2 separate regions of the Homo sapiens genome follow, and region 1 is linked to region 2. A link is a loop called in an ENCODE intact Hi-C map of the cell type or tissue named here. Cell type or tissue: HCT116. All regions are shown on one strand. Each heading gives the region's core, and the rest is flanking DNA. Links, peaks and the distances in the headings are about the cores only. Region 1 has its middle 230 kb from the start of MIR548AB. Region 2 has its middle 86 kb from the start of MIR548AB.

What was found. Hi-C counts contacts between places; a loop is a spot of excess contacts. Peaks named below come from ENCODE experiments on the same cell type or tissue, not always from the same donor. Only the 100,000 strongest peaks of a DNase experiment are listed, where the experiment ranks them.
Region 1: a loop joins it to region 2, with 2.5 times the contacts of the local background. A loop is called at or near these places in 2 of 110 quality-filtered maps.

Annotation. Positions count from the first base shown.
Region 1 is chr3:103,286,823-103,302,704 of GRCh38, reverse strand. No RefSeq gene overlaps it. Among named protein-coding and RNA genes, the nearest start is that of MIR548AB, 230 kb to the left of the region's middle. In HCT116, for the core only: a CTCF peak has its summit at 6,500 (motif pointing left); a DNase peak (open chromatin) is centred at 6,514.
Region 2 is chr3:103,602,171-103,618,052 of GRCh38, reverse strand. No RefSeq gene overlaps it. Among named protein-coding and RNA genes, the nearest start is that of MIR548AB, 86 kb to the right of the region's middle. In HCT116, for the core only: no CTCF peak of the experiment used is centred there; a DNase peak (open chromatin) is centred at 8,390.

The DNA of each region.
Region 1 (15,882 bases), core at 2,523-10,522, 310 kb after region 2:
TGGACCTAGTAGACATCTACAGAACTCTCTACCACAAATCAACAGAATATACATTCTTCTCAGTGCCACATGGCAATTATTCTAAAATCAACCACCTAATTGGAAGTAAAACACACCTCAGCAAATTAAAAAAAATTGGAATCCTAACAGTCTCTCAGACCACAGTGCAATCAAATTAGCACTCAGGATTAAGAAATTCGTCAAAAACACACAATTTCATGGAAATTGAACAACCTGCTCCTGAATGACTCCTGGGTAAATAATGAAATTAAGGCAGAAATCAGTAAGTTATTTGAAACCAATTATAACAAAGAGACAAAGTACTGGAATCTCTGGGACACAGCTAAAGCAGTGGTAAGAAGGACATTTATAGCACTAAATGCCCACATAAGAAAGCTAGAAATATCTCGAATCAACACCCTAACATCACAATTAAAAGAGCTGGAGAGGCCAGGCAAACTAATCCAAAATCTAGCAGAAGGCAAGAAATAACTCTAATTAAAGAATAATTGAAAGAGATAGAGACAAGAAAAACCCTCAAAAAAAAAAAAATTAACAAACCCAGGAGCTATTTTTTTTGAAAATATAAACAAAATAGAACACTAGCTAGATTAATACAAAAGAAGAAAGGCAAGATTTAAATAGACATAATAAAAATGATAAAGGGGTTATCACCATTGATCCCCACAGAAATACAAACTACCATCAGAGAATACTATAAACACCTCTTCACAAATGAACTAAAAAGTCCAGAGGAAATGGATAGATTCCTGGACGCATACACCCTACCAAGGCTAAACCAGGAAGAATGTGAATCCCTGAATAGACCAAAAACAAGCTCTGTAATTGAGGCAGTAATTAATAGCCTACCAACCAAAAAAAAAAAAAGCCCAGGAGATGATGGATTCCCAGCTGAATTCTACCAGAAATACAAAGAAGAGCTGGTCTATTCCTTCTGAAACTATTTCAAACAATTGAAAAGGAGGGGGCTCCTCCCTAACTCATTTTATGAGGCCAGCATAATCCTGATAACAAACCTGACAGAGACCCAACAACAAAAAAAGAAAATTTCAGGCAGGCCAATATCCCTGATGAACATCGATGTGAAAATCCTCAAAATACTGGCAAACCAAATCTGGCAGCATATCAAAAAGCTTATCCACCACAATCAAGTGAGCTTCATGCCTGGGATTCAAGGCTGGTTCAACATATGCAAATCAATAAACGTAATCCATCACATAAACAGAACCAATGACAAAAACACATGATTATCTCAATAGATGCAGAACAGACCTTAGATAAAATTCAAAATCCCTTCATGTTAAAAACTGTCAATAAACTAGGTGTTGATAGAACACATCTGAAAATAATAAGAGCTATTTATGACAAACCCACAGCCAATATCATATTGAATGGTCAAAAGCTGGAAGCATTCCTTTTGAAAACCTGCACAAGACAAGGATGCCCTCTCTCACCACTCCTATTCAACATAATATTGTAAGTTCTGACCAAGGCAATCAGGCAAGAGAAAGAAATAAAGGGCATTCAAATAGGAAGAGAGGAAGTCAAGTTGTCTCTGCAGACGATATGGTTTTATATTTAGAAAACCCCATTGTCTCAGCCCCAAAACTCCTTAAGCTGATAAGCAACTTCAGCAAAGTCTCAGGATACAAAATCCATGTGCAAAAACCACAACCATTCCTTTAAAACAACAATAGGCAAGCAGAGAGACAAATCATGAATGAACTCCCATTCACAATTGCTACAAAGAGAATAAAACTTAGGAATACAGCTAACAAGGGATGTGAAGGACCTCTTCAAGGAGAACTACAAACCACTGCTCAAGGAAATAAGAAAGGACACAAACAAATGGAAAAACATTTCATCCTCATGGATAGGAAGAATCAATGTCATGAAAATGACTATACTGTCTACATTAATTTATAGATTCAATGCTATTCCCATCAAACTACCATTGACATTCTTCATAGAATTAGAAAAAAATACTTTAGTTTCATATGGAATCAAAGAAGACCTTGTATAACCAAGAAAATCCTAAGCAAAACAAACAAAGCTGGAGGCATCATGCTACCTGACTTCAAAATATACTACAAGGCTACAGTAACCAGAACAGCATGGTACTGATACCAAAACAGACATATAGACAAATGGAGCAGAACAGAGACCTCAGAAATAACACTGCACATCTACAGCCATCTGATCTTTGACAAACCTGACAAAAACAAGGAATGGGGAAAGGATCTCCTATTCAGTAAATGATACTGGGAAAACTGGGTAGCCATATGCAGAAGACTGAAACTGGACCTCTTCCTTACACCTTATACAAAAATTAACTCAAAATGGATTAAAGACTTAAATGTAAAACCCAAAACCATAAAAACCATAGAAGAAAACCTAGGCAATACCATTCAGGACATAGCCATGGGCTAATACTTCATGATAAAAATGCCAAAGCAATTGCAACAAAAGCCAAAATTGACAAATAGGAGCTAATTAAACGAAAGAGCTTCTGCACAGCAAAAGAAACTATCACCAGAGTGAACAGAAAACCTACAGAATGGGAGAAAATTTTTGCTATCTACCCATTTGACAAAGGTTTAATATCCAGAATTCACAGGGAGCTAAACATATTTACAAGTAAAAAACAAACAACCCCATCAAAAAGTGAGTAAAAGATATGAACAGACACTTCTCAAAATAAGACATCTATGTGACCAAAAAACATATGAAAAAAGCTTATCATCACTAATCATTAGAGAAATGCAAATCAAAACCACAGTGAGATACCATCTCACAGCGATCAGATTGGCCATTATTAAAAAGTCAGGAAACAACTGATGCTGGCAAGGCTGTGAGAAATGGAAAAACTTTTACACTGTTGGTGGGAATGTGAATTAGTTCAACCATTGTGGAAGACTGTGTGGCGATTCCTCAAAGATGTAGAACCAGAAATACCCTTTGACTCAGCAATCCCATTACTGGGTATATACCCAAAGGAATGTAAATCATTCTACTGTAAAGACACACGCATAGATATGTTTATTGCAGCACTATTTACAGTAGCAAAGACATAGAAATAACTCAAATGCCCATCAATGATAGACTGGATAAAGAAAATGTGCTACATATACACCATGAACTACTATGCAGCCATAAAAGGGAATGAGATCAACTCCTTTGCAGGGACATGGATGAAGCTGGAAGCCATCATCCTTACCAAATGAACACAGGAACAGAAAACCAAACACTGCATGTTCTCACTCTTAAGTGGGAGTTGAACATTGAGAACACATGGACACAGAGCTGGGAACAATACACACTAGGGTTTGTTAGGGGTGGGGTGGTGACAGGAGGGAACTTCGGTGCAGCAAATCACCATGGTACATGTATACCTATGTAACAAACCTGCACATGTATCCCATTTTTTTAAAAGAAATAAATAGACAAAAAGAGAATATAGTAGTAAGTGGCTAGATAGCCTTGCAAACGGTTGAGGTAATTTTTTGTCTTGGGATGGCAGAAAAAAAATTGATCAAAAGACATCAGATAGATGGATAAATAGGAGGATGATTGGGGAAAACATAGGAGAGTCTGAAATTGTGATTTCAACCTGATGCTAAGAATTCCCTTACCTCAGTATCCAAGAGAATAGAGACTGAATCCCAAAGTTTAGGGCAAAAGTGAAAAAAACATGCTGGTTGCACACCTATTTACTATGTGCACTTGAGATAACTGGATACAACCAATATTTTTTAACAAGTTGTATATTTTAGATATAGAATATTTCCTCTCACTTTAGATAAAGGAATAACCTTCAAATTCACTCACATATCTTTTGTTCTGCAGAAAAATTGCTATGAAATGAACCTAAAAAGAAAAGACATTTCAAGGCAAATGAAAGTGATATTATAATTCATATGCTAATATTAGGAAATAATTAAAAATGGATACATCTTCCCACTCCTCGGCCTGTTTGCTTTCCATTTAAGGAGAGTGTGTGGGTAGCTCAGGATAGTATAAATGAACCAGGAGCCTGTAATGTATGTGTTTGTATGTGTCTGTTTGTGTGTATCTTAAAAAGAAATGAATGGAGCAAAATAAAAGCAAACAAAAGTAGGAAGATTGAGATTAAGTTCCTCTTGGTAGAATATTTTTCCTTTCTTCAAGGGCAGAGATCATGTTCTAGTCTTAGCAAAATCCCTGGCACTTACTAGATACTAAGCAAATGCCAAATGCATAATGGAACAATAGGAGGGATGGGAAGAAGGAAGGGAGGGAGGGAGGAAGGAAGCAAGGAAGGAAGGAAGGAAGGAAGCAAGCAAGCAACGGGGGAAGGGGAGAAGGGAGAAGGGGGGAAGAGGGGAAGGGGCAAGAGAGGAAGGGAGGGAGCGAGGCAGGCTCACTGACATCTTATTTGTTCATTTATTTATTTTTATTTTTTGAGACGGAGTTTAGCTCTTGTCGCCCAGGCTGGGGAGCAATGACGAAATCTCGGGTCACTGCAACCTCCGCTTCCCTGGTTCAAACGATTCTCCCTCCTCAGCCTCTGGAGTAGCTGGGATTACAGGCGCCCATCACCACATCCAGCTAATTTTTTTTCCTTTTTTTTTTTTTTTTTTTTTGAGATGGAGCCTCTCTCTCTGTCGCCCAGGCTGGAGTGCGGTGGCGCGATCTCGGCTCACTGCAAGCTCTGCCTCCAGGGTTCAAGCAGTTCTCTTGCCTCAGCCTCCCCCGTAGCTGGGACTACAGGCACCCACCACCACGCCCGGCTAATTTTTTGTATTTTAGTAGAGACGGGGTTTCACCGTGTTGCCCAGGCTAGTCTCCAACTTCTGAGCTCAGGCAATCCACCTGCCTCGGCCTCCCGAAGTGCTGGGATTACAGGCACATGCCACCACGCCCGGCCTTAATTTTTGTATTTTTAGTAGAGACAGGGTTTCACCATGTTAGCCAGGCTTGTCTTACTCCTGACCTCAGGTGATCCGCCTGCCTCAGCCTCCCAAAGTACTGGGATTACAGGAGTGAACCACCACGCCCGGCCGAATTCTTATTTGTTGGGCAATATTTACAAGGCATTTCGTTCAGTTCTTCAAGGTAGAATCCACAATTCTGAAAATATTCCACTTGTGGCCATAGTATCAGTTTCTCAAAGTTGGGTGATGATAAGTGATGGTAGTTGTGAACCTGAATAATTTTCTTTACATTCTTTTAGACTCTGTTAAACGGGAGCTTAATGGTAGATGCCTTCGGATTAAATGCCTTTAGGTTCACATTTCTTAGAAGACACAGTGAAGTTATTTGCAAGAAGGAAAAGCACAGGAGTTAAAATTGATCCATTCCAGTGGAACAGACTTGCTCTATCTCTAGCTGCAGGGTTGATCTCCCAAATGTTAAGGTTGCCACAGACTTCAAAGTTTAGGGAGTCAGGCCCTCACGTCAATTAGGCCTCCTACCTCTTTGCTTGCATAGCACCACGTATATCCATAACATCACCCCAATCAAATCGGATTTATTTTTTCTTTCCATTTTCTTAAATCTTCATGACAGAAGAATTCACCCAAAAATGAATCCCATTGTCTACCAGTCATGTTGAAGATAGTGAGAACTCAAGAAAATGCCATTAAAATAATGGTGCAAACATAATTTAGCTTGAAATTATACAGTGTCTGCTTATTTTTGCTTTTATTTTTGTTTTTATTTTTATCTATGCCAGTCTTGTAGCAACAGGTATATTTCAACCTTTGTCAACCCTGAAACAGTATCTTACACTTTTCTTCTTCTTTTTAAATTTACTGTCCCATTTTATTGCCATGGCTCTGAGCACAAGTAAAGGCTCATATTTTTGGACTCTGTATAGCTGCAGAATTAGCCAAGTATTTACGAAAATAGTTAAAATAATAGTAATAAAAATAATAATCTATACCACAACAGAAAATGTTCATTGTTATTTAGTAGGAAACTAGTAGCAAACTATTTGAATTGTTTTGCTTCTGTGATAAAATATGTTCCCTATAGAATGTACTTCATCTCCATGATCATATCCAATGTCTAAATAAATGTAGATCAAAAGAGTTCACATTGATATCAATGCATCAAATATGAACAATTCTGACCAGCTTGTCAGAGTACAACCACATCCTCTCCTACCAATAAAATTCCTCTTAATACCACCTGAAAAATTACCTGCTAAGCATGAAGCACCTTTCTGTCAAACCAAAGCACGTTAATTTTATTTTCAAAGACACCATCGCAGGTAGAAGTATTACTTAAGGTGATTTATTTGCTGATTCCATGTAAACCCAAACTGCAGAAACATGTTTACATCCTCATCATTATAGAAATATGAAACATGCAATTGCACACACAACTTCTAATTGTGTTGCTTATGTCTTTTGGATTCATTAGGGGACAGGATTTATTAAATAAGCAAGTCCAGTTGTGTACAAAGCATCAATTTTGTGTGGAATGACATGCCACTGGGTACTTGCAAGAAATAAAAGAGCTCCCTCTGCTGCCAGAAAATGAATTTTTCATTAATTGTTATTAAAATCTCCCACCTAACTTCTCTGATGTTTACTTCATAAGTTATATTTTTTGTAATTACTGTTTCTGTTATCTTTAAAATTGTTTTATATTATACCATTTGATTTTTAAGAAAAGATAAGTAATTTAAATTCAATATTTAATTATTTCAAGTAACTCAAAATGGTCTCCACTTAAATAGTAATTACAAACAGTTCTTTGTTGCAAAACCAAAACATCAGTCCACACAGACTTGCATTAATCTCAAGAATGTTATAATTACCTAAAATTACATATGAATTAATATTTCAGCACATGCCATCAAAGAGTCTAACACATGAACTTTTCAATAAATGAAGTTGGTATCCTGAAGATGATTCAAAAAACCTCTGCACATCCATAGCATCCATAATTTATTAGTTTACCTATGCTTATAGAATTTTCAAAATGTGTCTTTTTCTGAATTTCTTCAGAGTCTGAAATAGGTCTAAATGAATCTTGTGACATAATTGAGTTCCTGGAGATGCATCTGTTATTAATAATAATTTAATTCTAAAACATATACACACAATGAAGATTACAAAAGTAATTTTACAGTGAAGATGGGAGTGGTCAATTGAGATTATTCACTAGATTTTCAGTTCTTGGAATTCACACTCTTCTTCAACTAAATTATAAATTAATATCATAGGTCTTTGAGGCCATAAGAGTATATAAACTGCTAATATTAAATTTTCTAAATCTGAAATTTTATCGTGATTTAAAATTTCATTGACAATTTTATAAGTATTATTAATGCGAAGCTTCAACACTGAGATTAATTTCAGTAATCTAGGAGCAACCTAGAAGAAAAAGATGGTATTGAATGGAATGTAAATAATGATTCCAAAAAGCATCAACACTTCCCTTGCTAGACATGGAGAGCTATTTATAATTCTCTCCCTTTACAATCACTTGTACATGCCCTAGGAGATAGCCAAAGGTTTCTAAATAATTATGCTAGCAATATCAGCATGTGCACATTATTGTATGAAACTTGCCTTTACAAGAATTTGATGCTTATACATTTTGCTGTGTTAACAAAGGTGTTTGATATTACAGATTCTTTTAATATTGGATTATGTATGTACCATTCAAACTAATAGATCCAAGCTTACCTTCCTCTTAGATAAATCAAGTCTAATAATCATGAATAGCAAATGATTGACAAGGGACTACAATCTAGCACTGAGCCAAGATGTTAGAAAAAAAATGGGTGGAACAAAACGGAGTAAAAGCAATCAAGAATAATCTCTAGAAAACAATAATTTGATATTTTTCATACAATAAATAAACCAAGACTCAGTTGTTGTAGCTTGGCTTTTACTGTGATTTTCATAATGTGCAACAGTAGAAAGTGTAAAGTGGGTATGTAAAAGTGCAAAGGGAATTTTATGAGGCAGACAAGCAGGGATGGTTAAAGATAGATTCAGAAATTGCTAGATGTTAGAGGCTGAGAGAATACACTGAGTCAAAGATTTTAGATCTGAAGACGTTAAGTCTATACAATCAATACTTATAGAAATAAGGATATATCTTCATGAAGAGATTAAATATATTTACTTTTCTGTGTAGTAAAATGACATATTATTCTCAGCATCGATGCAACTACATTTCAGGGATGTAGCTAAGTTTTTGAAATTTTTTAGAATTATATTACTACAATGTGAAGGGCATCACAAGTAAATTATAGTTTGAAAGCTTTTCTTTTGTAAAACTGGAACAAAATAAATATTACAGTTTTAATGCCAACATGTTTCCAGGTGAAGAGGGTATATGTCCAATATTCATTCCAAACTTTACAAAAAAGAAAAGAAAATGCTGTTATATTTTACAGCTATTGGAAAAGATCACTGGTGTTAAGACAGCTCTCACTTTTGACTTCCATTCTCTCTTTTGCAGATTTTTTTCAGTCTTAAAATATCTGTTATTGACGCATTTGAAACAACTGGGCCTTTGTTCCTTTCTTTCTCTTCTTCACCATTTCAATAAGTTCTATTTTCTATGTTTCTGACTTTATTTAATGAGAAGTAAGTTAAGTTTCTAAGTTATAGCTAGTGTTCAAACAAACAAATAAAATTATTGAAAATCCTTGATGCATCTGTTGTTATGGAAAGCATATGAAAGATTTACAGAGATTAGTATTTACCTATAGAATAAATAATTAGAGAATCATTATATTTTGAATTATTGTATGACTATGATCATATGAAGAGGTTAGTGATGGAAGAGATTATTTGTGAATTAATATAATCAAAGAAATCAGTGCTGAAACCTGAAAACTTGGAAGATGGGACACATAATATTTGGTTCACTGATATGAGACATATTTGTTTTTGAGCAGATTAGAAAGGATGTGAAAAAGTATCAAGCAAAATAAAAATAAAAATAAAAAGGTGTATTCCAGTGAAAAACCAAAAATATTCTCATTTTTAGAAGGATTCATTCCAGAATGGAGCAAGAATATGAAAGCAGGATAAACTGACTTGCCGGAAAACTTTATGTAGTGAGTAAATAAAGGTCTGACAAAACCATAATGAAGCTGGACTCCCGGTATTGCAGTAGAAAATGTAACTACTGCTTGAAAGGTTAGGGAGTCTCTCATGCCTGCTGCAACAGGTAGTGTTTCCACGAGTCCATTCCCTTTGACTGAGCCAAACCCATCCAGAAGTTAGAGTTATTGCAGGTTATGAGGAAGAAGCACGAGCATCTCTCTTTATTAAGGAAAAAGGAGGAGGGAGCAAGGCAAGCAGTGCAACTAGGGACCTGCTTCTCCTTCCATGGCTGGGCCTAATATAGCAATATCCCTCCCAAAAAGCTGGCCAATATAGGGATTGCACACAGCGAGGGCGTTTTACACCTAGGAGCTTGTCGTTAAAAAATCCAGCTCATTGACCCATTGAAATAACACTTTGGGTAAGTGTCTGCTCCACTCCTGTTCCATAGCACTTATTTCTACTTTTGTTTTCTGAACATGAGCCCCACATCCTTAACATTCAAGAATAATTTTAAACAAAGTTGGGTTATAAGTAAATTTTGTCTTTAACTTTCCTGTTAGGGAAAGCCTCTACAGAATAAGAGACAGTAATAAGCGGATGTACTAGCACATCTAGAGGCCATTCCTCAAGGGACACAAAAGGAACACTTGCAGAAAGCGTGGTGAGAGATGAGGAAATGATGATCATCTCAAGGTTGCATTCAGTTAAGAGGCAGTGTAGAAAAATGGGAAAGAGTGCAGTCAGACTGCTTGGTCCAAATTTGGGATACTTCACAACTAGTGTGACCTTAGCCAAATCTTTTCATTTCTTTATGCCTCCATTTTCACTTTTTGTGCAAAGGGGATAAAAATAGTACTTTTCCTCATGGTGTTTTTACAAGGATGAGTGATGTATGTAGTGTGTAAGGTACGAAGAACTTTGTAAACATTACAAAAATACAGCTGACATTTATATAGAAACTCACTTTACCAAGCCATGTGCAAATACGCAAATATAACTTCATAGTACTCTGCAAGTTCTTTTCATTATCATTCACATTTCACAGAAGAAACTGAAGCTTAATAACTTCCTGTAAATTTCTCGAGATCACAGAGTGTATAAAGGCTCAAAAGGATTTCATCTACTTTTGAAACTTTTGTTCCATCCTTCCCCCATCTGTCTCTGAATTCTGGTACTAAAATTCAAACACAACCTTTTGTGTCTAGGAATGCACAAACCTAGAGTATGGAAAGGAGGGGGGGCAATGGTCTATATTTTGCAAGCTCGCTAAATATTTTAAGCTTTACCCTCAACCCATTTGAGGCATGATATCCTCTGTACTTTTAATCTGCAATTAGTACAGTATTTTATTGTCTCCACCTTTTATTACTTTTATCAGAAACTTGTAAACATATTGTACTAAGAAAAGTTGTAATTATATTCTTCTAAAAATATTAGCTAGAAGTTAAATCTCTATTATGTCCATGTTAACCTGGAACTTTCCTTCCCTTAGTAACATAGTCACATTTAAACAATGCTGTGACATTTATAATTTGGAAAGCATGCAAAGTGAAATGAGTCTGATAGGGAAAAAAAATGCACAGAGAGCCTCAGAGCAGGCATGCTACAGCCAAGTTTAAAATGCTCATAGCTCTGTTCCAGACATTTCATGGTAGTAGCAAAAAGAAAAAAAAAGCAACATATTGCATTAACACAGAAGCATGAAAATGCCATAGCCTATTTATGGGAGACAGGTGTTAAATTATAGAATAGTGTATTGTTCTTATGGTATTTATGTCTTTCAAGTTTGACATTCCAGAAACAATGTGACTCGAGCTCATGAATAAAATTAGAATCATTTTCTTTCTTTCTTAAAAACAAGATACTGTTTATTTCCTCATTCTCGCTTCTATTGGAAAAATAAGTCGAGGTAAATTAATCTATGTATCTTACTAACACAATACAAATTATGCTTATGGGAACTAATTAAGTAGGTAAAGCACATTTTACATGTGGACTTTCAGATTATTTTTTCCCCGATGCCTGTGGTTTCAAGTTGCAGGAATTTGTTCAGTGACTTTGAGAATGGAGTAACCGTATTGCTTACAGGAAGCAGAGAATGATAAATAAAGACATTGGGGATTTGGCAAGAGCAAAAATAAATAAAATGTACCTCCTTCCAGAACATCTTAGATACTCTAATGTGATAATTCATAATACAGCTCATTTGACAGGATGGGGAGTAACGTGTGGGTTTGATCTACTAAATAGCTCCAGAAAAGACCATGGTTTTTTATACTGAATAAATAAAAGATACACTTGTACACACATAAACTGGGGAAAAAAACTGCTCATATTTAGTAAATCACTTTTTTCTCTCTATTACAACATATTTCTTTTTTTCTTTTAATCTAGTTTTCATTATAAATCAGACGAGTTATGCCAGAAGTGTGGGTTGAAGGAATTTTAATTAGTTGGTTCCTAGTAGCAAAATATATTGTTCAGAAAGTTAATTTAGAGCTGTAGTGTGTTTTGAAGATGAGGGATGTGTATGTGTGTGTGTTGGGGGGCATATATTGCATAAAAATGAGGATACATTATGAAAAGTACATTGTTAGGCAACTTCATCATTGTGTGAACATCATAGAGTGTACTTATACAAATCTAGGTGATATAGCCTGCTGCACACCTAGGCTATGTCGAATAGACTACAAACCTGTACAGCATGTTACATTACTGAATACTGTAGGCAACTAAAACACAGTGATACTTAGGCTACACTAAATTTATTTTTAAAAATATTTTTCCTTCAATAATAAGTTAACCTCAACTTACTATAATATTTTATTTATAAACTTTTTAGTTTTATAATATTTTTACTCTTTTGTGATAACACATAGCTTAAAACACAAACACATTGCACATCCGTACAAAGATATTTTCCTTCCTTATGTCTTTTTATATGAGCATTTTTCTATTTTTTATTTTATATTTACTTTTTAAGCCTTTTTGTTAAAATTAAGACACTTAATTATGAACACCACTGTCCTCCACCTGCACAATCTTGTCCCACTGGAAGATCGTCAGGGGCAACACATGCATGGGGCTGTCATATCCTGTGAGGAACACGCCTTCTTCTGGAAAATACCTTCTGAAGGACCTGCTTGTGGTTGTTGCACAGTTTACTTCTTTAAAAGGTATACATTCTAAAGTAATGATGATAAATATAGTGTAGCAAATACATAAGCCAATAACATAGTTGTTTCTTAGCATTCTGAAGTATTATGTCCATAACAGAAAATGTGATGGTCTGTTTATACCACCACTACCACGACGTGTGAGTAAAGTATTGCACTATGACGTTATGACAGCTAAGACATCACTAGGTAATAGAAATTTTTCAGCTCCATTATGATCATACATGTGGTCCATCATTGACCAAAATGTCAGTATGTGCCACACAGCTATATGTGTGTGTGTGTTTATATATATATATATATGAATATATATGTGAGTGTACCTGTATACACACATACATACACATATATACATTATATTCACATATAAACTATATTTTATGTCTGTATAATATTTGTGCTCACATATAAAACTCAAATATATCCTTTAAACAAATCTTTTCATCACCAATTAGTCATGGTGATTTGGGGCCATCCCTATATTATTACTAGTAGATGATATTAGCATATTACCTTCAATCTCAATGCCTAGTCTTCAAAAAAAAAACATTCAAACTATAGCAAATTAATTTGTAGGAGACTCTAAACTCTTTGATACTAGCAAGTTATCATTTAAGCATTTACTTCTTTCAAACAATCAAATACTAAGTCACCAAGTAGATTAATTTACAAATATTTAAAAGTATTTTCAAGCATCTTCTAAGTACCTACCATTTTATTGAATAGGATTCGCAAAAAATAAAGAGAAAGCACAGAGCTCTTCTAAAAGGAAATTGGAAACTGGGAGAGAAACTATACTCTTTGAATCAAATGGCAAAAATAGATATAGCCTGTGTGTATAGTAATACAATGTATGTGTATAAATATGAAGTATATATGTATAATTTATACTATTCAATAGACAACTCATTGGCTTATACTGGCGGGAATTAAAATAAGTTATTACAAATAATTGAAGGAAAAAAAGTTATGCTTGAACTGGAGAAAGAGAAATAAAAAAGATAAATGGATAAAGTGAAAGATTTGTTTTCATTTAGCATGAGAGTTCTACATTAAGTTTAGGCCAGAGAAGAAATCAGAAGACTCCCAAAGCACTAGTAACAAAAGTGAAAATAGACAAATGGTATTACCTCAAATTGAAAAGCTTCTGCACAGACAGAAAGCAATCAATAGAATTAAGAGACAACCTAAAGAATGGTGGACAGTGTTAACAAACCATGCACCTAAGGGGTTAAATATAAAATATATAAGAAACTCAAACAACTCAATAGCAAGGAATCAAATAGCCTAATTTAAAAATGGGCCAATGACCTGAATAGACATTTCTCAAGAGAAAACATATAAATGGCCAACATGTACATGAAAAAATTACTCAACATCACCAACCATGTGAGAATTGCAAATTGAAACCACAATGAGATTACCACCTCATCCTTATTAGAATGGCCACTACCAAAGAGATGAAGAGTAAGTGCTGGCCAGAATGTGGAAAAAAATGAATTCTTGCACATTGTTGGTGGGAATGTATAAGAATACAGCCATTAGAGAAAATAGTATGGAGATTCCTCAAAAATCCAAAAACAGAGCTACCATGTGATCCAGCAATTCCACTACCAGTTATATTCAAAGAAAATGAAATCACTATGTCAAAGAGATATCTGCACTCTCATGTTTATTGTAACATTATTCACAATAGCCAAGGTACGTAATCAACCTAGGTGTCCATCAGCAGATGATGGATAAAGAAAATGTGGTATACACATACAGTAAAGTATTATTCAGCCTTAAAAACAAAGGAAATCTTGTTATGTATGATAACATGAATAAAGCTGAAGGAGATTGTGCTAAGTGAAACAAGACAGGCACAGTGAGTTAAATACTGCATGATCTCATTCATATGTGGAATCTAAAAAAGTTGAACTCATACAAGTAGAAAGTAAAATGGTGGTCACCAGGGGCAGGGGGTGGGATCAAGTTGGCGAGATGTTGGTCAAAGAATATAAAATTTTAGTGAGGGAGAAGAGGGATAAGTTTTAAAATTTTCTTGTACAACATTGTTTCTATAGTTAATAATCATATGTTGTATTTTTTGAAATGCAGAGTAGATTTTGTGATCTCACCACAAAAAATGATATATCAGTTAATTCACATGTCTATTAGCTCAACTTAGCCATTCCACAATGTATACATATTTTAAAACATCATGTTATACATGATAAATACAAGCAATTTTTATTTGACAATTAAATAAATAAATACAATGTCGAAGGGTGATTTCCAGGATCTGAGGGGAGGGGTAAGAGGGCAGTTCCTACTTAATGGTTATATTGCTTCAGCCATGCAAGATAACAAATTTATAGAAATCTGCTGTACAACAATTTGCATATAGTTAATAGTATTTTACTACATTCATACAATTTGTTAAGAAGGTGGATTTCACATTATAATTTCTTTATGATAATAAAAAAATGGTAACACATGAGGGGAAAAGGAACTCAGTAGAGAATAAGAAACACGTGGCATCAGAAGCACAGGAGAGATGGTTTATGTTCTACAAAAAATGGAAAAGAGCATCTTAATCACAGCTGGAAGAAAATGCAGTACACTGAGATTCTGAGCTATAGTTAAAATGTACATATTGAGACTCATTTTCACAGCATTACAAGCAGAGTTAACATGTAACCCCTGCACTAAATATACAAAGAAATTATACATAAATGAAATTGTTGCTAGAACTTATGCCTTCATGCCTCTAGGTTTTAAATTTAGTATGCTGTGCCATTGATCTGAATTGCTTAATTAAAAATAACTGACCACTTTAAAAACTCTATTTTCCCACAGATCTAGTTTTTATGTTCAAATTCATTACCTACAACTTTTTTTAGCTTCAACATTTGTTGAAATTTATTTTTTGTTTCTAATCTAAAGTCATGCAATATGAAACAAAAAACACTTATTATCTTTTAACGTGTATTAACACTTCTATGCTACTCATTACTATAACCATACATAAAACTTGCTGTTAACAAAGTTTAAGACATTGGCTGGGCGCAGTGGTTCACACCTATAGTCCTAGCACTTTGTGAGGCCGAGGCGGGCAGGTAGTTTGAGCCCAGGATTTGGAGACCAGCCTTGGCAACATGGCAAAACCCTGTCTCTACAAAAATTAGACTGGCAAGGTAACTATGCCTGTAGTCCCACCTACTCAGGAGGCTGAGGTGGGAGACTGGCTTGAGCCTGGGAGGCGGAGGTTGCAGTGAGCTGAGATCATGCCACTGCCACTTCACCGCAGCCTCAGTGACAGAGGCCGATCTCGTCTCTCAAAAAAAAAAACAAACAAAAAAAAAAAACCAGACATTGTTTATAACATGAGTATATGTTTATACTTCTATAAATGTAAAATTTACTTTCAGAAGTATTATTTTACTTTGAATTGTATTCAACCTAAATCTAAGTAGTCAAAATGATTAAAAACAGAGACATCAGAGTTCTGTTTGCAGTACAGGAAAGGAAGCTCCTAACAGCCAAAAATTCATAGATAATGGATAAACTGAAATTTTAAAAATACAAAGTAAAGAAATAATATTTTTAAAACTACTTAGAAGAAAAGGTAAGCAGATTTTTGA
Region 2 (15,882 bases), core at 4,208-12,207:
TAGCAGCATGAGAATGGACTAATACAATCCCCTTGTAAAGTTTGAGTGTTTGTGTCCTGCAAAAATCCATATGTTGAAATCCTAACCCCCAAGGTTATGGTATTAGGAGGTGGGGCATTTGGAGGTGATTAAGTCATGAAGACTACTTATTTGCATAACTCATTGTATAATTGTCTATTTCTTTAATTTTATATATATATATGTGTACTTATTTCACTATGACTGATTGTAAGTAGATAAGAACACAGGCTCCATCTTATCTGTCTTTGTATCAGCTCTCAGCCCACTCACACTCTCTTTAAAACTAAAGGATCCTCTCCATGAGGTTAAAAGTTGGCTCAAGTTCATGCAGCTGAAAGAAACATAAGACAGCAACATTCTCATATATTAGACCACTAACCCCAAAGGTCTTGAAATCTTCATACACTTTTCTAACTACCAAAAAATTAAAATTTTCTGAACACTGAGTTATGTAGCCTTACATGTCAGTATTCTCAATATTAATATCATCTAAAATAAAAGAGAAAGGTAGAAAAAAGTTCAGATACTAATGTGATAGTCTATGAGTGATGATTAACCTTGTAGAGAAAAAAAGGTTAATATTTGTTATGAAGTCTCTTTCATATGCCTTAATTTCAATATCTTATTGAAAGTAGATGTTCATGGACAAAGACCTATATAATTAATTGAAGGCTATTTTTCCTAGTGTAACATGTCATTAATCATTCAATAATCACCTATTATGAACTATTCCAAATGTATTTGTGCCATGATGTTCAGATTTGTGCATAATGTATAATTTCTTCAAAGCAACAAATCAGTTTAAAGCTTATTGTTAATGTTCTTTCTTCTTTGAGGAAGTATTACACTGATATTGTAAAATGTGCAAAATACAAAATGCACTAATCTTCAAGTATATAGCTAGAATAATGTTTTAATATATAGACAATCATGTATCTACTTCATAGACTAAGATTTGAAACATATCTAGCTCTCCAAAAGATTCTTTATTCCTCATTTCTTGGCACTTCAGAAATAATATAAATTCTGTCTCCTATGACCATAAAGAAGCTTTATCTGTTTTTGAGCTTCATATAAATGGAACCAGGCTACATGTGCTTTTTTCTTTCTTCTCTCAACTAATATCTGTGAGATCCATCAATGTGTCATGTATCACATTTTTATTATTCAATTTTTGGCCAACGTTTGGGTTTTTCCAGTTTCGGTGTAACTGGGAATAAAGTGAATGTGAAAATTCTTGTACATATTTTTTCATCAACACATGGGCTCATTTTGGGGTAGATCTCTAGGAGTAGAATTGCTGAATCACATGGAGGGCCCATATGTAAATTGTAAGTTGATGTTTTAATGGAAAGCATAACATATTTATGTATAAGAAAGCAATATTCAGAACTATATAGTGGAAACATTTATAGGTTTCAGCTTGAATTTTGTCAGCATTATATTAAAAGTTGTGTAAGATAAACATTTTCTTTTCTTACACAGTCAACACATAACAGACACTATTTCCCTTCTGGTTATCAAGGTGTGTGTGGGATTTTCTTTTACCAACATCCAATGAGTTATCCAGTGGATGCCAACTGGGTGTCTTATAATTCAGTTCAATTCTGACACTATCTACCTGGAGTTAGTCAGATCCCACAGGTTAAGGGCTCAGCCACACAGGACTTTTTTCACTTCAGATGTTAGTTGCAAGTAATAGATTGTCAGCTATACTTCTGAACCACCTTGCTATAAATCCGGATCCCCATTACCTTCTCCCTGAGTTTGATTACTTTGTCAGGATACCAGTTTATTACAGAAGGTATTGCAAAGTATACACTTAGACAGCCAAATTAAGAGATTATGAAGGACAAGGTATATGGGAAGGGGCATGGAGCTTCCACATCCTCTCAGGGTGCATCACCTCCCAGGCACCTCCGGGTGTTCAGCCATATGAAAGTGCTACAAACCCAGTCATGAGGGGCTTTTGTGGAAGCCTCAATACATAGTCATGACTAATTACTCTATTGGCCATTGATGATCAACTAAACCTTCAGCTCCTATCACCTTCCTGGATGTTGGAGGGTGGGATTGAAAGTTCCAATCCTCTAATCACTTGATGTTTCACCTGGCAACAAGTTCCCTATCCTGAGGCTATCCAGTAATCCATCAAGAGTTGCCTCATGAAAACAAAAGATGCTCCTAAGAATTATCCAGGAAATTCCGAGGGATTTAGAAACTGTCAGTGCTCCTTTCACTCAGGAAATTATAGAAGTTTTAGGAGCTTTGTGTCAAGATCTAGGGACAGAGACAGATAGAGTTTATATGTCTCTTATAGTATACTATAGAATAGTAAATTGAGTTATTGAATTTTGAATTAGTACATATACTTATTGGTAATTTAACTTGACTTACTTTACATTCTATACATTTTGATATAAATATGAAGAAAATAGATTATCATGTTAGTACATGATAGTTTTGTAAAAGGAGCTCTATAAATTGTTCTTTTATTTTTATAAATTATAATACAAGTTATAGTGCTATAATTCTGTGAAATCCCTGGATATTTTTCCTTCAATAATTTGTAAAAATTATTTGCAGTACTCCCATCCTAAGAGAAGACTCTAATACTCCATCACTTCATAGCAAAGATGGGTGGATTTTGCTTAGAAACTGAAGGAAAAGGAATTCTTCATTGTGAGGGAAGCAGAGAGGGCTTTGAATGGAATAAACAGACTAACAGCCTATCTGTATCTATCAGTAAACTGGAATTTCATCATTTCTCACTTCTAAGCTTTGGCACAAAAGAGGAAATTGGGAAATATTGAGAGGACAAAACCTCAGATAAATAGAGAGGAAAGCTAACAGCAAATGGGCATGTGGTCTTTTTTACATTTATGAATCTGGAACAAAGGACATCACAAAATACTGTATTTCATGCAGAGGGGGGTGCATTTGTCAGGCATTTAGGTCTGCATGTGACATAGGAATGATACTATATTCTTATGTAAAAGGTAACAGAATTGAAAACCTGTGCACCTGCCATGGTGTAGCCTTGGTGATGGGTGAAGTAATCCTGTAAGAATAAATGTCAGGTCAACTCCTGAAGCCAAGAATGGGGTGAAACACATGGTTCATTGGTTTTAGAGTATTTGTACTGCTCTGATGGAAGTGGGCCAAATTAACCTTAACCTTGAGTTTGGAAGGGTGGGGCAAAGAACCAAATCATTGGTGTACCAGGAGATTAGTTACAACAGTAGTGAATACCTCAGCAGCCAGGGCAGATGTTTACAGGAAGAAATATAGTGGCATGTGTCAAAACTCAAAAACAGTCTGAGATAAGGAGTAATCACTGTCCAGGAGCCAGGGTCCTTAAACCACCATGGCAAGTTTGCCTGATAAACAAATTTAACTTAAACATGGTTTGAAGGGAAAAGGAAGAGAAAAAATGGTGAGAAAGAATAACAAACCTCAATACAGAGTTTAAATTTTAAATTGAATAATACCCAAAATGAAATTATTAAATTGTTCACCCATTTAAACATAACTGACATTTGCTGCCTAGATACATTCTAAGTAGAAGCTAATATTTATTTTTTCCTCCTTCCATCTTCATGTCATTCTTCTATATATTTAGATTTGTGTATGTGTGTGTGTGTGTGTGTGTGTGTGCTTTCAAGATGTAACTGTATTTATGATTATAGAAACAATGTAAGTTAAGCCTTCTACTATAATTATATGTCATTGGCAAAAAGCCCAGTTGTGATATGCAAGAATGATTTAGAGGGCAATAAATGACAAAACATAATGTGTGTGCATCTTTTACATGGGCAAAGAATCTTTAAAATAGATGGAATATGGATTAATTGATGATTGCAAAGCCTTGAATTGAGTCAAAAATTCTATGTTGAAGAATTCCTTCACAGACCCACTCATAAACTTAAATGGTTCACAACACACCTACAGAGGGCTTGGAATGCTTGTGATCTTTTCCAGGCAACCCAGAATACAAGAGACACACATTCATTTTTATTATTATTTTCCTGCTCCCTTCAAGGAAGGTCACCCCCTGTCAAGCAGCCTGTTCTCTCAGCCATTCTCTCCTGGCAAGTCATCTTTCAGGATCTCAGTCAGAACAAAAGCAATTTAAACCCTCACACATGCTACTATTCCTTTTCCCTTGACATTTTATTATAACAAATGTCAAACATACAGAAAAGTGTAAATAATTTTATAATGATCACCCAAATGCTTACTACCCAGATATTAACACATGTATTACATATGTATTCTTTCCTCTACCATTCATCATTCCATCATATATTTTTATATCTTAAAGTAAGTAATGCAAAATTCACTTTTGAATTATGTAAACCACATGCCATAATTAAGTAAATTTCATGCTATGCTCACTTATTCAGACTTTCAAATTTTATGAATTATTGAATACTACATGTATTCACGCACTGACCTACTACTGCTCCGTACCCAGGGGGATAAAAAAAAGAGTGAAAATGTTTTAACAAATTCCCCTTTGAAGTAGAAATCATGTTCTCATTTGGACAGTAATTTTTATATGTCTTTATAGTACTTCTAATTTTTAAATATTTTTGGCTTGTATGTACTATCTCAATCTCTGAATCAACTTATATAATTGCTTTCTTTCCTACATGTTATTATGGCTTCAGATCAGCAATATCCAAGCTATAAAAGCACAAACTGAAGAAAGGCCTTTCTTCTGGTTCCAGATTTTGTGCTCTTTTGTTGTGCAGCAGTTTTCCCTTACCCATAATTTTGCTTTTTATGGTTTCTGAAAATATTAGATGGAAAATTTCAGAAGTAAGCAACTTATAAGTTTTAAGTTGTGTGCTGTTTTGAGCAGCATGATGAGATCTCATGCCCTCTCTTTGCCCCCTAGCTGCCGAACATCAATCATTGCTCTGTTCACCATCTCCATGCTGTCGACCTGCCCGTTAGTCACTTAGTAGCCCTCTCAGTTATCCGATCAACTGTCAGGGTGTTGCAGTGCTTGTGTTCGGTCACCTTTACTTTACTTGAGAATGCCCCAAAGTACAGGAGTGGTGATGCCAGCAATTTGGATATACCAAAGAGAAGCCATAACGTGCTTCCTTTAAAAGTGAAGAGGTGAAAGTTCTCAACATAAGGAAATAAAAAAATCGTATGCTGATGTTATCAAAATTTACTATGGTAAGAACAAATCTTCTGTCCATGAAATTGTGAAGAATGAAAAAGTAATTTGTGCATGTTTTATACAGAGTTTGGAACTATTTGAGGTTTCAGGCATCCACTGAATGCCTTGGAAGGTATTCCTCATGGATAAGGAGAGACTGCTGTACTACACTCTGCACAATTTTTCTGAAGTAAATTAAAAATAAAATTTAGCAAGCATTCTGATTATTTTCTACTTTGTTATGTATAAAACTCCATTGCTTTTTGTCTTCATCTTAATTTTGCCACCAAGCTCATACTACTATTATACGGATCCATAGGGCTTACTGAGAAATGCTTGAAATTTCTCACATAAGGGTTTCTTTTTAAGTATTCTGTAATGTAGCTTCATTAATGAGCATGTTGCTTGGAATTATCAGATATTTCTGCGAGCATTTTAAAAAATCACCCTTTACCCATACAGCAAGCTGTTTTTTTGAATACTGTGGACAGGCCGTCTTACATGTAGAGTTAAAAGAAGACATTTTTAAAAGAACATGAGCAGAATTTAGAAAGCCAGCGTTTTTGTCAGTGTAAAATAGAATGCCAATGTTAGAGAAAATCTCCTGATATCAGGATCCAGAAGCTTCTTCGCTGCAGAATAAGTCAAACATCCAAACATAACATCAGGAAATAACAAAGCTGTTAGCAGTTTTCTTGTACATGCTAGGGACGCAAATCACAATCTGTCTTCCAGAAAATACCACCTGGAAACTTTGAAAAGGAATATTCCTGGAAGTCTCCCAAAAGACAAAAATCAGTCCTACTAAATTTTACCAGACTGCAAATTTGATGAAGAAATTGTATAATACTTTGAACAATTGCATTCTCTAGTTTGCATAGCCAGGAGTGGGATTGCTGTATCAAAAGTCAGAGGCATACACAGAGGGTTTACCAAATTCAATTTTAATAAAAATTCCATACTGTTCATTATAAGGCTTGCACTATTTTGAATCTCTGTCAACAACAAATAAATATTCAGATTTTACCCCACATTTTTGCTATCATTCGATGTTATTACACATTTTAAATTTTACCAATTGTGGTAGTAGGTATGATATAGTGTCTCTCTGGGACTCTATTTTGTATTTCCCTGTTATATATGCACAAAACTTTACCTTTTTAGACATATAGGTATCTATATCTTTTGTATCTTTGTATCCTATGCCATACAAAACAAACTCTTAAGAGGTTGTATGAGCAGTCAGCAACAAAACTGCATGGCTATCTTGTAATGTAAAAGTAGCAAAGCAGTGTTTAAGACCACAGAGTCTGCAGTCAGACTACTTGGATATGAAGTATGTCTGCCACTCTTTCTATCTCAGTGAACTTGGGAAAGTAATTAACCTATCTGCGCCTCATTTACCTAGACTTTAAAATTGATATAATAACATATATTTTATGTTATCATACGTTAGAGTTAAGAGTATTATATTGAAAAAATACCCAATATGTTCAGCACATAGTAAACAATGTACAGTAATTAGCAAGGAACATAGAGTGTTGTATTAATACCTCCGTCTGAACATCACAATGGAATAGTTGAAGAAAATGAACCTCAGAAGAGCTGAATGATAGGCATTTTGGATGACTTACTCCAAATATTTCTGGTACAAAAGTCTAAAAATAGAATACTACTTTTATCGATGGCTTAGCTGCCAATTTGATTTCCAGCCTAATGGATACACTCGATTGTATAGTAATTAATCATTAATATGACAAACAGAAATGATAATCAGCAGTGTGTTTATATTATTGTCTCTGTTCCTTGCCAGTATCTTGTGATCTTAAAACCACATTTAGAAACTAGTTAATTTGCAAACTGACTAGATTGTCCAGAAGTCAGCAGCAGAAATTTTCTGAGTTAAATGAAAAATTTCTTCCATGGCTTTAAGAAAATAACTTTTTAAAAATTGAAAAATAGTAAGTTCAAACATAAATAATTTATTTTTTCTAACCTTTAATTTAATTGTTTAATTTTTAAAGATAGTGTCTACTTAATGATGTTTATTTATAAATTATATATTCTTAAAATATATTTTACCCCCACCTGGGTGGACTTCAACTGCCAATTTTCAGAAAAACTATTTGTTTTATAAATGGACTGATTTCTACACACAAACTAATTTTTTATTCATTCATTCATTTTTTTTAAAATTTAAATAGTCAATGCAGTTCATATTTTGGAAATAAAGGGATCATCATTCCTTCTTTTTTGACATTAATTTTTTCAACTATTCCATTGGGATATTCAGACAGTTAGTCATTAATAGAATACTCTGTGTTCCTTGCTGATTCCCTTATATTATTTAATATGTGCTGAATATGTTTCCAAGTATTTTTAAAAATATTATAAATAACAGTCCTGGCCGGGCGCAGTGGCTCACACCTGTAATACCAACACTTTGGGAGGCTGAGGTGGGTGGATCACTTGAGGTCAGGAGTTCAAGACCAGCCTGGCCAACATGGTGAAACCCCATCTCTACTAAAAACACAAAAATTAGCTGGGCATGCTGGCATGCACCTGTAATCTCAGCTACTTAGGAGTCTGAGGAATGAGAATCACTTGATTCCACGAGGCAGAGGTTGCGGTGAGCCAAGATCGTGCCACTGCACTCGAACCTGGGTGACAGAGTGAGACTCTGTTTCAAAAAATAAAAAATAATATAAATAAATAAATAAATATAATAAATAACACTCTTTATCATCACTGTAAATCTGTGAGGTATGTATGTTTTCATCCCCATTTTAAAGACTAGGTAAATTAGTCATATATATATATATGTTATCTTACTGACTTGTAGTTCGGTAGACCCAGTAAATATTAATTATTGGGGTTCACATCAACTGACAATTCATGCTGATCATTTAAATAATTATTGTGAGGGTGAATTTTATATATTAACTTGGTTAGGTCATAGAGTACCCAGATATCTGATCCAACATTATTCCGGGCATTTCTGTGATGGTGTTTTTGATAAGCTTAATATTTACATTATTGGACTTTGAAAAAAACAGATTGCCATCAGTAATGTAGAAGGCAGTTGAAGGCCTGAATAGTATAAAAAGAAAGTCCTCCCCCAAGCAAGGGAGAAATTATCTAGCACACTGCTTTTGGACTTCACTGACTTTCCCAGTTTCTACAGCAGATGGCATTCAGACTTAAGCTGGAACATCAGCTTTCCTTGGCCTCTAACCTGCTGGCTGGCCTACCCTGTAAATTTTGAGTTTGCTAATGTCCATATTATGTAAGCCAGTTCCTCAGAATAATTCATTTCTATATATACATACGTATTCTATTATATCAATTTCTCTGTAGAACCATGGCTAAAACAATTACTATAACAAATTACATATCCTCAAGACCTTTCTGCTAAGACCAATAAACTTTTACTTTTCTTGCTCCTTTGGTAGTTGGGGTACAAGTACACTGGAATATACATGTATATATAAACACATACATACACACACATATATAAATTTATTTACCCTATTTTATCATAGGACAAACTTTGTCATATAAATGCTTAAAAGTTTATATCTTTTTAAAAAATGTTATTTTATTTTTTCTTACAAATAATAATTATAAATATTTATGGGGTACAATGTGATGTTTTATTACATACATGCATTGTGGAATGATCAAATCAGGTGTTTGTCACCAAAAGAAAATGATAAGTATGTGAGGTGATGGATATGATAATTAACATATTAACGTGATAATTAACATGACAATTATCATATTAATCACCTCACATACTTATTTCTTTTGGTGATAAACACTTGATACTGGGTAATTTATAAAGAAAATATATTTAATTGGCTCATGGCTCTGCAGGCTGTACAGGAAGCACAGTGGCATCTGCTTCTGGGGAGTCCTCAGGAAGCTTCCAACCATGTTGGAACACAAATGAGGATCAGGCACATCACCTGGCAAAAGCAGAAGCAGGAGAGACTGAGAGAGAGAGTTCAGGGGAAGGTGCCACACACTTTTAAATTACCAGATCTCATGAGAACTCACTCCCTATCATGAAGACAGCACCAAGCCATGAGTGATGCACTCCCATAATTCAAATGCCTCCCACTAAGCCCCACCTCCAATATTAAGGATTACAACTCAACATGAAATTTGTATGGAAACAAATATTCAAGCTATATCAATAGCTTTGTAATATGTTTTGAAGTCAGGAAGTGTGATGTGTCAGGCTTTTTGTTTTGTTTTGTTTTGTTTTGTTTTTTGGTCCAGGATTGCTTTGGCTATTTGGACTCCTTTTCAGTTCCATAAAAATTTTATAATTTTTTAAATATTTCTGTGAAAAACGACATGGGGATTTTGACAGAGATTGAATTGTAACTTTAGATTGCATTTTGGTAGTATGGCCATTTTAACAATATTAATTTTTCCACTCCTGATTATGGAATGTCTAATTATTTGTTTCTGTCCTCTTGGATATCCTTCATCAGTGTTTTATAGTTTTCCTTGTAGAGGTCAATCACCTCCTTGGTTAAATTTCTCCCTGGGTATTTTATTTTTCTGTGCATAGCTATTGTAAATGAGATTGCCTTCTCGATTTTGTTTTCAGCTGTTTCATTATTGGTGTATAGAAACACTACTAATTTTTGTATGTTTATTTTGTATCCTGCAACTTTACTGAATTTGTTTATCTGTTCTAAGCATTGTTTGGTGCAGTCTATGTTTTATTCTAAATATAAGTTCATATTGTTTGCAAGCAGGAACAATTTGACTTCCTCTTTTCCAATTTGGCTGCCTTTTATTTACTTCTCTTGCCTGATTTCTCTGGCTGAGACTTCCAGCACTATGTTGAATAGGAATTGTAAAAGTGCGCCTCTTTGTCTTATTCCAGTTCTTAGAGAAAAGACTTTCAACTTTTCTCTATTCAGTGTGATGTTGGCTGTGGGTTTGTCATATGTATTACTCTGTTCTGATGCTGCTACAAAGAACTGGTTGAGACTGGGTAATTTACACAGGAACGAAGTTTAATTGACTTACAGTTCTGCTGGACCGGGGAGGCCTCAGGAAATTTACAACCATGGTGGAAGGGGAAGCAAACACATCTTTCTTCACAAGGTGGTAGGAAGGAGAAGTGCTGGCCAAAGCGGGAAAAGCCCCTTATAAAACCATCAGATATCATGAGAACGAACTCACTACCACAAGAACAGAATGGGGAAACTGCTCCTAAGATTCAAATACCTCCCACTGGGCCTCTCTCATGACACGTGGGGATTATGGATACTATAATTCAAGATGAGATTTGGGTGGAGACACAGCCAAACCATATAATCATATATGACCTTTATTATTTTAGTGTATGTTTCTTCTGTGCTTAGTTTGTTGATAGTTTTTATCATGAAGAGATCCTGAATTTTATCAATGCTTTTCCTGTATTTGCTGACACGATCATATAGTTTTAGTCCTTCATTACTTGATGTGATGTATCATGTCTATTGATTTGTACATGGTGAACCATCCTTGCATCACTAGTACAAATTCCACTTGATCATGGTGTACTATCTTTTTGATGGTGCTATTCAATTTTGCTTGCTAGTATTCTGTTGAGAAGTTTTGTGTCTGTTAATCAGGGATGGTGGACTGTAGTTTTCTTTATTTGTTGTGTCCTTGTCCAGTTTTGGTATCAGTGTTATGCTAGTCTGGTAAAAGGACTTAGGTAGAATTCCCTAATTTCATGCTCTTCAATTTTTTGGAATAGTTTGAGAAGGATTGGTATTAGTTCTTTTCACATTTGATAGAATTTGGTAGTGAATCCATTCAGTCCTGGGTTTTTCTTTGTTGGAAGAGTTTTTGTTACTTAGTAAATCTCACTTTTTTGTTATTGGTCTGTTCAGACTTTCTGTTCTTCCTAATTTAGTCTTGGTAGGTTGTATGTTTCCAGAAATTTATCCATTTCCTCTAAGTTTTCCAGTTTGTCATCATATAAGTATTCATAATAGTTTTTGGTGTTCTGTTTATTTCTGTACTATTAATTATCATGTCACATTTTTCATTTTTTATTTTATTTGGGTCTTCTCTTATTCTTTTTTGTTTAGTTTACCTAGCAGTCTATTGATTTTGTTTTTTTCTCAAAAAACCAACTTTTCATTTTGTTATGATGTTCTACTGTTTTATGTATCTGTTTCATTTATTTCTGTTACGATCATTATTATTTCTTTTCTTTACTAATTTTAGGTTTGGTTTGTTCTTGCTTTCCTAGTTAACTGAGATATATCATTAGATTGTTTATCTGAAATCTTTCTACTTTTTGATGTAGGTGTTTATTGCTATAAACTTCCATATTAGGACTGCTTTTGCTCTATCCCAAAGATTTTTATATGTTGTGTTTTTATTTCGATTTGTTTCAAGAAATGTTTGGATTTTCATCTGAATTTCTTCATTGATCAAATCTTTGTTCAAGATAATGTTGCTTAATTTTCATGAATTTGTACAGTTCCAAAGTTTCTCATGGTATTAATTTCTGGCTTTATTCCATCTAGTTCTGATAAAAGGCTTGATATGATTTCAATTATTTTAAGTTTGTTGGGACTTATTTTGTGGCCTAACATAGTCTGTTATAGAGTATGATCCATGTGACAAGGACAAGAATGTGTATTCTGCAGCTCTTGGGTGAAATATTCTGTAAATATCTCTTAGGTCCATTTTGGTCTAAATTCCAGTTCAATTACAATGTGATTTTTTGTCGTTGATTTTATGTCTAGATAATTCATCTAATGCTGAGAGTGGAGTGTGACAGTCCCCAACTATTACTGTATTGGACCTTAACTCTATCTTTAGGTCTAATTATATTTGCCTTATGTATTTGGGAGTTCAAGTGTTGAGTGCACATATATTTAGACTTAGATCATCCTCTTGTTGGATTGATCCCTTTATCATTTTATAGTAACCTTCTTTTTCTTTTTTTACTGTTTTTGCCTTAGTGTCTATTTTATCTCATATTAAGTACAGCTACTTCTGCTCTGTTGTGGATAAAGTATGTTTCTTGTAGGCAGCATATAGTTGCATCACTTTTTTAAAATTAATTTGGCCAGTCTGTGTATCATTTAATTGGAAAATTTAATCAATTTATATTCAAGGTTATCAATGATATGTGAAGTTTTATTCCTGTCATACTGTTAATTGTTCTCTCACTGTTTTGTATATACTTTATTCATTTTTTTCTTATTATTTGTCATTGTACTTTGGTAATTTTTTGTAGTGGGACCATTTGAGACCTTTCTCTTTCTTTTTCATTTGTTTGCTTTAACAGTGAGTTTTATACTTTTGTGTTTCTCACTTCAGTCAAAACAGCTATTATTTTTCCCCCATTTGGTAGTTTGTCTGTTTATTATAGCTTTTTTTTCTGTGAAGAAGCTTTTTAGTTTAGTTAAATCTCATTTATTAATTTTTGGTTTTGTTGCAATTAATTTTGGCACTTAGCCCCAAATTCTTTGCCAAAGCCAATGTCAAGAAGAGTATTTTCCTAGGTTTTCTTTTAGGATGCAGATAGTTTGAAGTCTTACATTTAAGATTCTAGGTCTTAAATTTTTAATCCATATTGAGTTAATCTATGTACATGGTGAGAGGTAAGGGTCCAGCTTCAATTTTCTGTATATGACTAGTCAGTTATTCTAGTACCATTTATCAAATAGGGTTTTCTTTTCCCATTACTTGTTTTTGTTGGCCTTGTCAAGGATCAGATCATTGTGGATGTGTGACTTTATTTCTGAGTTTTCTATTTTGTTCCATTAGTGCATGTGTCTGGTTTTGTACCAGTACCATGATGTTTTGATTACCATCATCTTTTATTCAACATAGGACTAGAAGTCCTAGCCAGAGCAATCAGGCAAAAGAAACAGATAAAAGGCGTCCAAATAGGAAAAGAAGAAGTCAAATTATCTCTCCTCACAGACATTATGATTCAATACTTGGAAAACATTAAAGACTCCACCAAAAGGCTACTAGAACTGATAAATTATTTGGGTAAGGTTTCAGGATACAAAATTGATATCCAAAAATCGGTAACATCTCTATACACCAATAATGTCCAGGCTGAGAGTCAAATCAAGAACACAATTCCATTTACAAGAGCTACAAAGAAAATGAAATACCTAGAAATACAGCTAACCAGGGAAGTGAAAGATCTCGACAAGAACTACAGAACACTGCAGAAAGAAATCAGAGCCAACACAAACCAATGGAAATATAGTCCATGATCATGGATTGGGAGAAGCAATATAATTAAAATAGCAATACTGCCCAAAGCAATTTACAGATGCAATGCTGTTCCTATCAGACTCCCAACATCATTCTTCAGATAATTAGAAAAAATTGTTGTAGAATTTATATGAAGTAAAAAATGAGCCTGAATTGGCAAAGCAATTCTAAGCAAAAAGAACAAAGCATTTTCTAATATTTGAGTTAACTTTTATAGAGGAAGACATTTTTTCTCAAGATGTGCCTATGTTGATGGTTGGGAAGTGTACCTCAGCTTTGGTTCTGGATTCTTGCAGTAGGGTAGTCTTCATATGATTTAACTGACTGTGTACTGAATCAGTGATGTCTGTAATTTCCTCGGTGGCTTGGCTGCAGTTCTCAGTACAGGCTGTGGTGACACTTTGCTGGGGAGAGAATGTCAGGTGGGCAGTCCTCAAGCCTTGGTGATTACAGTAGTGGCCCGAGCATGCCTGTCATTTCACGCCTGGGCAGCATATGTAGACATTAGTTTTAGCAGGTGCAGGTGGTCCAATTTTTGGACCCCCCCCCCCAGGCAGTTTGCTCAGGTGTTGGCAGTGGCAGTAGTGGGCCAGTTGGACAAGTGGGTCCTCAGGCCCCTGGACATTGTGTGTGGCATGAGTGATGGTAGTAACAGTAGTAGGACAACCCTTCGGCTCACAGCTGGCACTCACTACTTTTAGTAGTAGCCACAATGAGCTGGGCAGGCCAGTTCCCAGGCACTCAGCTGGCATGTGCTGGTGGGTGCCAGTGGTGTTTGTGGCAGGCTAGGTGGACATGTCTTCAGGTTTCTAGGGGGAGCCCACATATGCCTAAGGTGGAGGAATGGTCAGGGAGATTACCATGTCCACAGGCAGCATGCTTGCCCATTAAAGGGATGGTGCCAGGCCAGGCGGGCTTGACTTTAGGCCCTCAGTGGTGTCCAGAGTCACAGGCTGTAGTAGGTAGGGCCGGATGGTCTGCAATGGTGGTTGTGGAGAGCCTGATCTCAGGGCACATGCTAGAGCTCAGAGGTCATTTTGATGCTGGAGAGAGGATTGCTCTTAACAACCCCAGAAAGGCAGCTCTTAAACTCAGGCTACTGCTCATTTTGGTTGCTGGTAGCAGCAACTGCATTGGTGTGTGACATGGGGAGGGATCCTGGTGTCTGGATGTTAGCTCAAGCCCAGAAGTTGTGCTTCTGGTGTAGGCCAGGCTGCACTCCACAGCCCCAGACACGGAACTCTTAGACTTTAGGTAATATTTGCTTTGTTTTCTGGTGTCAGCAGCAGTTGTGGCAGTGTGTGATCAGGAACAGGATCTGGTCCCTGTCCAGGAGGTAAAGCTCATAGGTCTGCTACTAGTGAGGGCAAAAGCGGGAGATGAGGCTTCTCTGCCCATAGTCTCAGGCAGGCACCTCTCAGGTTCTGGAAAGTATATGTTTTGGTTCCCTTTGTCCTGGGGCAGCCTTGTCAGTGTGTTGCATTGCCCCTTCTCTGGGGAGCAGGACTCTATTTGGTCTAGAGTGTTGAGGACCCCACAGGACCTCAGCACTGTGCCAGCTCTGTGCCAGTGCAGATCTCCAGGTGGATGCTCAGGGTGTCACTGGAGGTTTTGGGGATGGAGAGGTGCAGGGACTGTTGAGTCCCAAAGCAGAATCCTGTCTGGTGGAGGCTGAGTTGTCAAAATTACAGTGTGCTGCAGCTGTTTAGGTCTTGAGGGTGGGAATATATGACTCAGTGCAGACTCCCTCTGTAGAGCAATGTCCACATGGGGTCCCCAGGCTGCCACCCATGACAGCCCCAGGGCCTGTGTGTGTAGAAGAACTCTCCCATGGCTAGGATCAGAATAGTCTGTGGTGAAAACGTGGACAACTGAGGGTTTCACTTAGCTTTCTCCACAATATTGAGCCTCTCCCAGCAACCAGCCAATCCCAGAAGAACTGAGTGCCTCACTTTCCTTTCTTGCCATGCCTCAATTGTTTTTCATGACTTATCAGTTGAATTTCATTGTTCTCTCTCAGATGCTCTGTGCCAGATGTGATTATCTATTTGTAATTTTGGCTTTTTTTTTCCTCTGGAAACAGCAAGTGTCCAATACCTCTAGTCAGCCATCTGGCTTGAGAAATACGTAATACCTTTTGAAATACCATTTGTCCCCTTAGGTGTTTATATTTGGTTGCCAAAGTTCCTTTCTTGGTAGATATTTAACACTCTGAAGGAATCTTTCTGACATCTTTTAGTAATATTTTAAATTCAATAACACATCATATTTTGTCAGAATAAATACAATGTAAACTCTCAAAATTCAGATTTAATTTCTAAGTTCAAGTTTCTTCCAACAATAAAGTGGAATATAATATATTCCACAAATATAATTCAGTGTGCTTAATATACCTCTTGCCTCTTACCTATTGTTGTTTG